2 separate regions of the Mus musculus genome follow, and region 2 is linked to region 1. The links are chromatin loops, found by intact Hi-C in ENCODE. Cell type or tissue: gastrocnemius. All regions are shown on one strand. Each heading gives the region's core, and the rest is flanking DNA. Links, peaks and the distances in the headings are about the cores only.

Region 1 (5,340 bases), core at 835-4,834:
ATATTGAGGGTGGTGCCATCCTTGGGCTGGTAGTCCTGGGTTCTATAAGAAAGCAAGCCATGGGAAGCAAGGCAGTATGAAGTACCCCTCCATTCCCTCCGCATCAGCTCCTGCCTCCAGGGTTCCTGCCCTGCTTGAGTTCCTGTCCTGACTTCCTTCAATGATGAACAGTGCTGTGGAAGCATAAACTACTGAACAAAGCCTTTCCTCCCCAACTAGCCTTCTGCTCGGTGTTTGTTGAAGCAATAGAGACTAAAACAACCTCTAACCCATTAGCTTAAGAGAAACTAAGCCCAGAGAGTCGCACACACGGTTTGTGAAGACAGTCCCACTTCGCTTGGCCTACCTGGGGATTAGCAGCTTGATCCATGATCTTTAGCAGCAGGGTTTGGTCTTGCTCCCTCACGGAGTCTTTAGCATCTCCCAGTCTGTCTATTAGACTTGGCAACACTGGAAACCAAAATGGAAATGGAGTAAATGAGAATACATCTTGAGATCTGAGGTCACCCGCCGCTCATCTGCAGTTTGCTGGCCTAAGGTAGCTATTCCAAAGCTAGGGATGGGTGAGGACTGTGTCTATAATCTCTGCACTCGGGTCGTGGAGGAAGGAGAATCAGGAGTTCAAGGTCATCCTTTGCAGGCAATGTTGAAGACCAGCCAGTGGCACCCAGTGTGGGAGGGAGAGAGGGACCTTACGGTAGGAGGGCTCCCACAGCCCCAAAGTCCCCTGCAGCTGGGAGAGTGAGCCATTCTCATCAGGGGGTATGCATAAGGACTCACCTTATAAACATCCCTCAGCTACGCTTCTGCATGCAACCCTAGTGAGACTCGGTAGGTCATGGGAGGGGAAAGACAGGAATGTAGAAGGAGCTAAGTGGAGAAAGAAGGTATCAAGCAGGAGTGAGAGGGAAATAGAGGCAACTGTAAGAGTGGAGGTGTGGTTGAAATACACTGTAGGGAATGCCATGCTTGAAATGACATATGCAATGGAAACATTAAGCAACAGACCAGCATGCTTCAGTGGCATTGGGTACATTTTACTTATAGCATACAAAAGACACACAGCACACCCACACACTGAAGCATGGGCCAGCCCACCCATGTCTATTCCAACCCCGTTAGGCCTCTGGTGAGAATCCATGAGTCCTGAGCTAATGTAGGGGGGAAATGGAAAATGGTTCAAACATCAGATTCCTAACAGTAAGTTTCAGGATCCCACCATCCTTCTCAGTGAGCGCACTGACTGCAAAGCTACAGAAAAAGAAAAGGACAGACAGACACTGGTAATGAACACTAGTGGAGAATTCCAGCTGACACTGTGGCTCAGTGGTTATTGCTTGCTGGCATACAGAGGACATAGATTCTATTCACCCACTGCGCACACAAAAGGGAATCAAGAAAAGAGAATAGAGAAATTTGCTACTGAAACAGTTGTATAAACAGAATTGCTTAGTGTTTACATCGCCACCATGAAACACACTGATTTAGAGACATCTAAACGGTGGAAAAATCCAACTGGCTCCTTTTTTGTAGGACTTTTCAAAGAAAACTGAGTCTCCGAGGAGGTTGAGAGGACAATGCGTACTGGCTGGCATCAAGCTGATGTCTAAACTGGCATAAAAATCCTCAATTGGCAATATTATAATAATTCGGGTTTAGAGGGGAAGGTACCAGTTTAGGGGCGGTGAGGCCACGATGTGGGGTGAGTCCAGGGTGGGACGGAAGGATGAGAGCCTGCTATGCTAGCTAAGGCTCACCTGTGCCGATTTGCGCCTTGAACCGGTCCTGCAGCCTAGTCACCAGTGCCGACAGGATGTCCATGCCCAAGAGAACCACCTGCAACGCAAAGAAGCACAGCGTCAGCGGTGCAGTGGGATGGCGCTGACATAGCTGGTCCCCGCGGGCGCCCAGCGACTGGGAAGACTGAGCTGGCTGGTCAGGAAAGGGTACTCGGCACGGAAAAACCCGCTACCGTTTGGAAGAAAAACTCGCCGAAGCGGAACTCCACTGAAGCAGCACGACCTAGAGGAGCCTACTGCGGCCCCGCCCTCTCCTTGAGTTGCGTATGCAAATTTACCAGGTCGCACCCTCCCCCCAAATTGCTAACTCTAAGCCTCCCTCCGGCCCCGCCCAGAAAGGCGTGTATGCAAATTTTCAGACTTGTGACGCGCGGCCTTCTGGGTAAAGACAAGCAGGCTTCAGAAAGCCCCTTGGGAGTTTCAGAAAAACAGAAAGGGTATTCGACGTGGGAAGCAGCAGTCGAAGAAAATACTGTACACCGGGCAGGTTGGGGTAGGCCTCCTGCGGTGGTCACCGCAACCAAACCCGGACTTAGAGCTTTCTGGCTGCCGGGCGCGCGTGGTTGCAAGCAACCATCCTTTTCTTGGGGTTGCGCTACTGTCCAATGAACGCGTAGTGAGGGCAGTACTGCTAACGCCTGACAACACACCTGCATCGGTTAGAGCTCTGCTTTACCTTGGTGCAATTTTTGGAAAAAACCACAAAACCTCTCTTCCTTACCTAAACATTTAAAGATTAAAGTAGCCGCGTGTGTACTGTTGCCCTCCTCGCAGTTCCTTTATTGTATGCTAGAGGGCAGCCGGACAGTAATTACTGGAGACCAGCTTTCTCACCGCTGCCCTAAGACTGTGATACACTAAGAAGCGCTCCCTTTGGAAAATGTTGTAATACAGATAAAGGGTTCCGTATTTGGGTTTTCATCCAGCTTACAAGTAAATCTATATACTAATTCAAACACCAAGCCAGCACTGGGAGGAATTAGATACTTGAAAGTGTATAATTCTTTTGAGGCGCAGAGTCTATGTAGCCCTTAGCATGTAGCCCCTGCTGGCCTCAAACTTGTAGCTCCCGACTGCTAAAATTAAAGGCATGTACCACTTCCCGGGGCCCTTTTTTCTCCCAACTTTTAAAATAGTTCTATTTATGAGCATTTTCTTTAAAACAAAGCAAAAAAAAAAAAAAAAAAAAAACCAAAAAAACAAAAACAAACAAAGGTCTTACTTTTGAGCCACAGGATTTAAGTTTCCTTAGTTTGGCTTCCTTCCAAAGAGCACAGTAGGAATGGGAGGTAATTTTACAGTACAGAAACCTGACAAACTATTACCTCAGCCAGGTGACCAAGGTCAGCTTAAACAATGCTAAGTCATGCTGGTGATGTAAGCTTGGTATAATATAATGCACACTTCACCTCTGTCACAGTCTCTTTAAAGCCCACAAGCTGTGAGTAATCTCAAGGAAAATATGAGGGAAACTCAAACACCTGCCCAGTGCGTCGCTGTCAGGGCCAAAACCAAGGATACCGAGAAACTGCCACAGTGAAGACAAATTTTTTATAGTTTCTTAATTTGCCTGGGAAAAGGAAAATGACTTTTTCCAGATATTGTTTTGTTTTGTTTTGAAAGAACCAAATAATAAACAAACCAACTTAAGAGCCAAAGAATGGGCTCCATTGAAAGTTCAGTGTACATAGAGCAAGAGAAATTAAACAGGAAAGCTCCAAGTGCAGCCCAAGGAAGCAAAGGGTTAGAGACCCCCAAAGCGCAGGTGCACAGCAGAGACAGATGCTCTGACAGACAGAGCAGTGGTAAAAAGCAACAGCTGACAATCACTATAGGCTACTACAAAGGAAAAGGGAGGGAGGGAGGGAGGGAGAGAGCAAGGGAGGCAGGGAGTGACAGCACAAAGAAATAGGAACTGCACACTGCTGTTGGAGATGCAAAATGAAAATCAGTGTGCAAAATGTCTTCAGAAAATTAAATAGAACTGAACTGTATGATCCAGCAATTCTGCTCTGGATGTGAACACACGGAGGTAAAGCAGGCTCAAGGGCTCTGCGTGCTCATGTCCGTGGCAGCAATTCTACAGTAAGTATGGAAACGCTCGCTCAACACATGGTCTTATCGCTCCAGTCCTCTAGCCTTCCTATCTACAACTGTGCTTTCACAGTTTTAGCTATCACAGCAAACAACAGTCCCAAAGTAACACATGAAAATTCCTGAAGTAAACAACTTATTGAATTTAAATTGTGTGCTATTCTGAAAGCACAGTACACGATCACACTCTACTGCTCAGTCCCACTCAGAAATGAGAACCATCCCTCTGGCATCCGGCATCCAGGCAGTATACGCTGCCCTCCACGAATCACTTGGCAGTCACACTGCAGCTCTGCTGGGAGACAGAGTGAGCTTACTTGCAAATGTTCCCAAAGCACAAGAGTGACACTGACAATCTGGGCATGCCAAAGAGAAAGTATTGGGACTACAGGGTGTAGCTCCACACCTGGCTTCCTCTTCAGCAAGGGCTTCACAGCCTCGTGAATATGTGCAGAAACACAAATAGTAAGACATTCAGCACAAGGTGGTGGGCTCCCTCCTACTGACTACAAACCGGAAGGCAGTGCCACTAGCTCACATGCAAATTGATAGCAGACAGCGGAATCCATCAACAGCCAGGAAAGGAAAGAGATCCTGCCACAGCGAGCACTGGAGCAGTGGCCACAGTGCTATTGTTACATAGCCGCCCTTGGGTCACTCCAGTATCTACAGGGAATAAAACGAGAGTGCCTCCTGTCACACACCAGACACAACCAGTACATCTTCAAAAGCAGCTCCACGATCCTGGGATAGGAGAAAATCCGGGCCAGATAAACAAACTTCACAGGACCAGACTGAAGAGCTGGACCACACTGGATGAGCTCTCTCATTCCTAAGGCCCTTTGGAAGAAACAACACACTCCAAATCCATACGGAGACTCAGCATAGCCATGATGTTTACAAGCCTTCTGACTACACCAAGGCCATTCAGTGCTGCACTACCACCACACTCACAGACCTGGCCTGCTCACCTCTCTCCAGGTAGCTTCAGACCTTGGACAAGTCATAACACCTCCGAGGCAACACCAAATAACCTCCAAAGTCAGCTGACTCTCTTTGGTGCCCTGATAATGCCAGGTCCTGAAAAAACACACAGGTTCCCTAATCCCAAACTCTTGGGGACAGGGGACAGCAGGCTCCACCATCCATTGTCAGCTATCCGTCTCCAAGAACCACCTTACAATTATATATCCACTCTACAAAGCACACGTGAGGGCTAGGCAGCTTTATTAATATGCCTGGCACACAGTAGGTACCCATAAGGACCTGCCCCCCTCAGCAAGAAAGCAAGGGTTAGGGCTGGGAAGAGGGCTCAGTTGGTAAAGTGCTTGAAGTGCAATGTCCATCCCTAGAGCCCAAAGAAAAGGCCAGGTATGGTGGCGTTTGCCTGTAAGCCTCACACTGAGGAGGCAGAGACAGGACGATCCCATGTCTTACTGACCAGCTA
Region 2 (5,340 bases), core at 661-4,660, 91 kb after region 1:
GCAGAGCAAGCGACCAGCTGACAGGGAGTGAACATAACTAAATGGAAAGGAGGGACATTGAGTTAGATGGTGATTAAGACAACGTGGAGGAGAAAGAGCTTTTTCCTTCTGGGACATCAGTGGAGTAGGAAGGTCAGCTGGGTGCTTTCTCTGCCCCTCTGAGGTATCAGGCTTTCATCACATCCTCTGGCTCCTGAGTCTTCATTGGTGAAATCAAACAGCTGGGATTTTTGTTTTTTAAAACAACAATTTCTGCATGGCCAAGGCCTACAGAAGTCCTGGATAAGGTTCAGGTACGTTGTCCTAGTTAGCAAGTATTGGTGTATGGCATCATATTTTGTCGCTTGGAAAAGTTGGAGTGAGGACAAGGGGAAGTCATAGAAGTTGGCCTGAAGCCTCCTGGACTGAGCCCCACATTCTTCTTCCAATGTCTATCTGGATCCGCATCTCCTCAGTGAGAAGACACACACAGTCTTGAGGACAGCAGCTAGTAGCTGCTCTGTGAGTTCTGTCTAGTTTCTGTAGCTGGGAGATGGGAACCCATGAATTAGAATTGATGACAGAAGTCAAGGTGCCAGTGGGGGACTCTCAAACACTACAGTAATGACTGGGAGGGGGTATGATGTAGATTTCTGAAGTGCTGGAAGTATCTTGTGTTTTTATCTGGGGGGACACTTTTTATAGTGTGTGTGTGTGTGTGTGTGTGTGTACACTTGGAGGCAAGAATAGGACATCAAGTATCATCTATCATTTTCCACTTATATTCTCTCTCTCTCTCTCTTTTCACAAGGAGGTTTGAGACAGTCTTACTACATAGCCTGGTGGCTGTCCTGGAGCTCTCTACATAGACCAAGCCCCTGTCTTGAATTATAGAAATCCACTTGCCTTGCCCCCATCCCAACACCCCAGTGGAGAGATTAACAGTGTGTACCACCACACCTAAATCCACTTATTTCTTGAAAAGGGCTTGCTCACTAAACATGGAGCTCCATTTTCTTCCGCCTATACTAGCTGGCCAACAAGCCCCAGCCATATACCTCCCCTGCTCCCCATGCTGATGTCACAGGCTGGAATGGCCACATCTGGTACTTGAGTGCTGGGGATTCAAACTTAGGTCCTTCTGCTTGCACAGCACATGCCCTTCCCCCACTGAAGCACCTCCCCAAACCTTCCCCCACCAGACAAAGAAATCATTAAGTTCCCAAAACAAAGATGGTTTGGCACTGAGTGAGGCAGGCAGATAGATTTGTGTTCCCAAGAAAAACACATCAAAGTCCTAACGCCCAGGATCTGGGGATGTGACCTTATTTAGGAATGGGACTTTGTATCAGTTGAACTGAAGTCATCCTGGACTCCTGCATGCTGTCATCCAATGACTCACATAGTTTGATTTGGACCCAGACAACATGATGCAGCAGTCCAGTCTCAGACTGGCATTATGCTGACAGAAGCCAGGAGGAAACACTGAAGTTCTTGCCCTAAAATCTTCAGCGAGGGTGGGGCCCTGGTGACACCTTCATCTCCATCCTGTATCTAGCACTGTGAGAGAACAGGGGCCTGTGGATTTAAGACACCCAATTTGTCACTGTTGGGACTGTCCTGGGAAAGCAGCACAGAGGTGCCTGCTTGCAAAAGAGGAGGGGCAAGTCAGGTTTAGTCATGATTACCTCAGAGGGTGTAGGCTTGTGGTTGTTGTTTTGGGTTGGCTTTTGTATGTGGATTATTTCCTGAAAGAATGCATCTTAAAGTCAGTGCTGTAGCCTACGCCTGCAGTTCACTGCACAGTGAGGTAGTCCCAGGAGAATCAGGAGGTCAAGATCAGCCTCAGCTAGCTAGTGAGCTGGAGGCCTGGGGTATATGAGATACACTCTCAAGTAAATAAATAATAAAACAACAAAAGCTACTCCCATGTCTCTCTCTCTCTGTCTGTCTGTCTGTCTGTCTCTGTCTGTCTGTCTGTCTCTCTCCGTCTGTCTGTCTGTCTGTCTGTCTGTCTCTTCCCTCCCTCCTGCCCCTGACAGGGTCCATAGCCCATGCTGTCCTCAACTTGCTATATAGTGGAGGATGTTGAGCTTTTGATCTCCTGCCTCTATCTCTTGAGTGCTGGGATTCCAGCTCTACCCCAGCAGCTGGACTTTCTCACAGTGTTAGGGATGGGTCTCAGAACTCCATGCATGCTAGGCGAGCACTGAGGTTCATCTCTAGCCCTTCTTGTTGTTTAATTTTTGAGACAGTATCTCAGAGAACTCACTGTATAACCCAAGCTAGACTCAGAACCTGTGCGACCTGCCTTCTTTGTCATCCCAAGTACTGGAGTCACAGGCAGGGACCACCATATTCAGCTTCCTTATTAGTTACCTTAAATTTGTGTTTGATGCTTCTCAAATTACAGGAGTCAGATATTCTCATTCAATAGTGGGCTGGAGAGATGACTCAGCAGTTAAGAGCACTGCCTGCTCTTTCAGAGGTCCTGAGTTCAATTCCCAGCAACCACATGGTGGGATCTCATGCCCTCTTCTGGTCTCTAGTTGTACATGCAGACAGAGCACTCATACAATAAATAAATAAATAAATAATTTAAAAACCTAAAAAAAGAAAATATTCAATATAAAATTTGAATTTTGGAGAACTTTTAGCATAAGCACCTCTATTAGTCAGGGTTCTCTAGATTAACGTAATTTATGGAATGTCTCTCTATATTAAACACTTTATTGAAATGACTTACAGTCTGCAATCTATCTAACCCAATAACGGGTAGCTGTGAATGGAAAGTCCAAGAGTCTAGTAGTTGCTCAGTCCCACGAGGCTAGGTGTTTCATCTGGTATTCTGTATAATCTAGAATCCTGAAGAGGTAGGTTCCAACAGATGTGCTGGCAAGTAAGTGCAAGCAGGCAAAGAAGAGTGAACCTTCCTTCTTTCATCATCCTTATGTAGGGCTCCAGCAGAAGGTATGGCCCAGATTAAAGATGCATACTACTATGCCTGGACTTGGAACTTAATCTGTCCCAGGCTGGCCTTGAAGTCAGAGATCTGCTTGCCTCTGTCTCCTGGGATTAAAGCCATGTACTACCTTGCCTGGACCTAACCTTTTCATGGCCACTATTCCTCAAGATCCAAATCAAAACCCTGTGTCTTCTAGCCTCAAGATCTGGATCACAGGTGTGCCCTCCCTTTCTGGATTGTAGTCATTCCAGATGTAGTCAACTTGACAACCAGGAATAGCCATCACAGCATCTTAGGTGATATTTGAGACATACACTAAGGAGTATTTATGTGCAAGTGGGGATCAGAGGACAACCTGTGAGAGATGGCACTTTCCTTACACATCTGATGGAATTCAGTTCCTCAGGCTCCAGGCTTGGCAGCAAAGACCTTTATCCTATGAGTAATCCAGCCAGTCCCATCCACATTATTTTTGAAGATATGAATGCTAGGGTTCTAGAGTTATCTTGAATGGGTTCTGAGGAACAGATTAAAGTCCTCATGCTTGCACTATATCACTTGGCTAATCCTGCCAATTGTTAATATACATCTAAAATTCAAAACTGACTGGTACTGTATGTATCTGCTTTGGTATGCCCTTCTATTGACTGGTACCAAGGCCTTCCCTGTCCCTTCTTATAGGTCTCTGCCCAGCTCACAAAAGCCTTGCCTAACCATACTGCTTTCCCCACCATTCGTCCTTGCCCTATTCAACTCACAACACAATTCCTCATTTACGTTTGGCATCTATCTCCAGTATAGGATGTAATCTCACAAAGCCAGAGTTTTGACTATGGTGTTGGTCACTAACACGAAAATGTCTACAATAGTACCCGCATGTATTCGGTGCTCTATGAAAACAAGTGGAATGGACGGGTGCACCAATGAGTACATGAGGTTGTACTGCTTTATCCAGGGTCTTAGAAAGGGTTTGAGTCTAGCTGATCCTGGTAGGCAGACAGGAAAAGCAAGCCACAGACCTCTGTGGAGCCTGAACAACCAGTCATTCCCATTTGTTTATATAACACACTCCCTTCTAGCCACGACCAGTTTGCCAACTAGGTTGTTGGGTAAACAGTTCACCAAGGTTCCCAGAACCAGGGGCTCACAGTCATTCACATACAATAGAGAGCTGGGGATGTGACTCAGTTGACAGAGTACTTGCCTCATACTCATAAAGATCTGCGTTCTGGGCTGGAGAGATGGCTCAGTGGTTAATAGCGCCGACTGCTCTTCTGAAGGTCGTGAGTTCAAATCCCAGCAACCACATGATGGCTCACAACCATCTATAATGAGATCTGATGGCCCTCTTCTGGTGTGTCCGAAGACAGCTACAGTGTACTTACATATAATAAATAAATAAATCTTAAAAAAAAAATCTGGGTTCCAGCCCCAGCATTACATCAACTCAACAAGGCACGGAGATCAGTGAAACAGATGGCTAAGCCAGTAAATGTGCTTGCCTCTAGGACTGATGGCTTAAGTTCCATTTCTGGAACACACATGAAGAAAGGACATGGCTTTTTTTTTTTTTTTTTTTTTTGGTTTTTCGAGACAGGGTTTCTCTTTATAGCCCTGGCTGTCCTGGAACTCACTTTGTAGACCAGGCTGGCCTGGAACTCAGAAATCCGCCTGCCTCTGCCTCCCGAGTGCTGGGATTAAAGGCGTGCGCCACCACGCCCGGCAGGACATGGCTTTTAAGACTCTAGGAAGAGCCTTATTGGAGGTTCTGGCCTTGGCCCTCCCAGACACTCACAAACCTTTCCATCTGTATGTGGATCAGAGAAAGGGGATAGCAAAGGGGGTACTTACCCAAACTTTGGGACCATGGGGTGAAAAAAAACTTGTGGCTTACATATCTAAGAAGCTGGACCTAGTGGCCTAAGGATGGCCACCCTGCCTCTGGATCATAGCTGCCACTGCCCTGCTAGCAAAGGATGCTGACAAAATAACCATGGGGCAGGAACTTGTTATCAACACACCCATTCTATTGACGGACCCTCAAGTATCCACCCAGCCAGTGGTTATCCGATGCCAGTCTGGTGGACCTTCAGGCTCTATTTTTGAATCCCCCTTGCTTAAGAGATAACCCATCATCTGCCCTAAACCCAACCTCCCCGTTACCTGACTCATCCTCAGATGGGCAACATGATTGCTCTGTAGTTCAGGCTAGACTTGACTGACATATACAGGACAAATGTAGTATGTATCTACTTCACAGATGGGAGCAGCTTCATCCAGAATAGAATCGGGTATGCAGGGGTGGTGGTAATGACCTGGACTCTGTTATTTGCGCAACTGCTGGAAACCTCGGCCCAGAAAACTAAACTAAAGATTCTAACCCAGGCTTTAAATCT

What was found. Peaks named below come from ENCODE experiments on the same cell type or tissue, not always from the same donor. Only the 100,000 strongest peaks of a DNase experiment are listed, where the experiment ranks them.
Region 2: a loop joins it to region 1, with 2.6 times the contacts of the local background. A loop is called at or near these places in 18 of 42 quality-filtered maps.

What each region holds. Positions count from the first base shown.
Region 1 is chr1:118,456,297-118,461,636 of GRCm38, reverse strand. Clasp1 (CLIP associating protein 1) reads right to left here. Exons shown (of 43, transcript NM_001359328.1): 3 at 1,758-1,836; 4 at 347-450. It overlaps 2900060B14Rik (RIKEN cDNA 2900060B14 gene), which reads left to right and starts at 2,372. Exons shown (of 1, transcript NR_027901.1): 1 at 2,372-2,968. In gastrocnemius, for the core only: a CTCF peak has its summit at 2,587; DNase peaks (open chromatin) are centred at 2,127, 2,362 and 4,194; H3K4me3 peaks cover 3,151 bases; H3K27ac peaks cover 3,412 bases.
Region 2 is chr1:118,365,298-118,370,637 of GRCm38, reverse strand. No RefSeq gene overlaps it. Among named protein-coding and RNA genes, the nearest start is that of Gm28867, 8.6 kb to the right of the region's middle. In gastrocnemius, for the core only: a CTCF peak has its summit at 2,523 (motif pointing left); a DNase peak (open chromatin) is centred at 2,492; H3K27ac peaks cover 274 bases.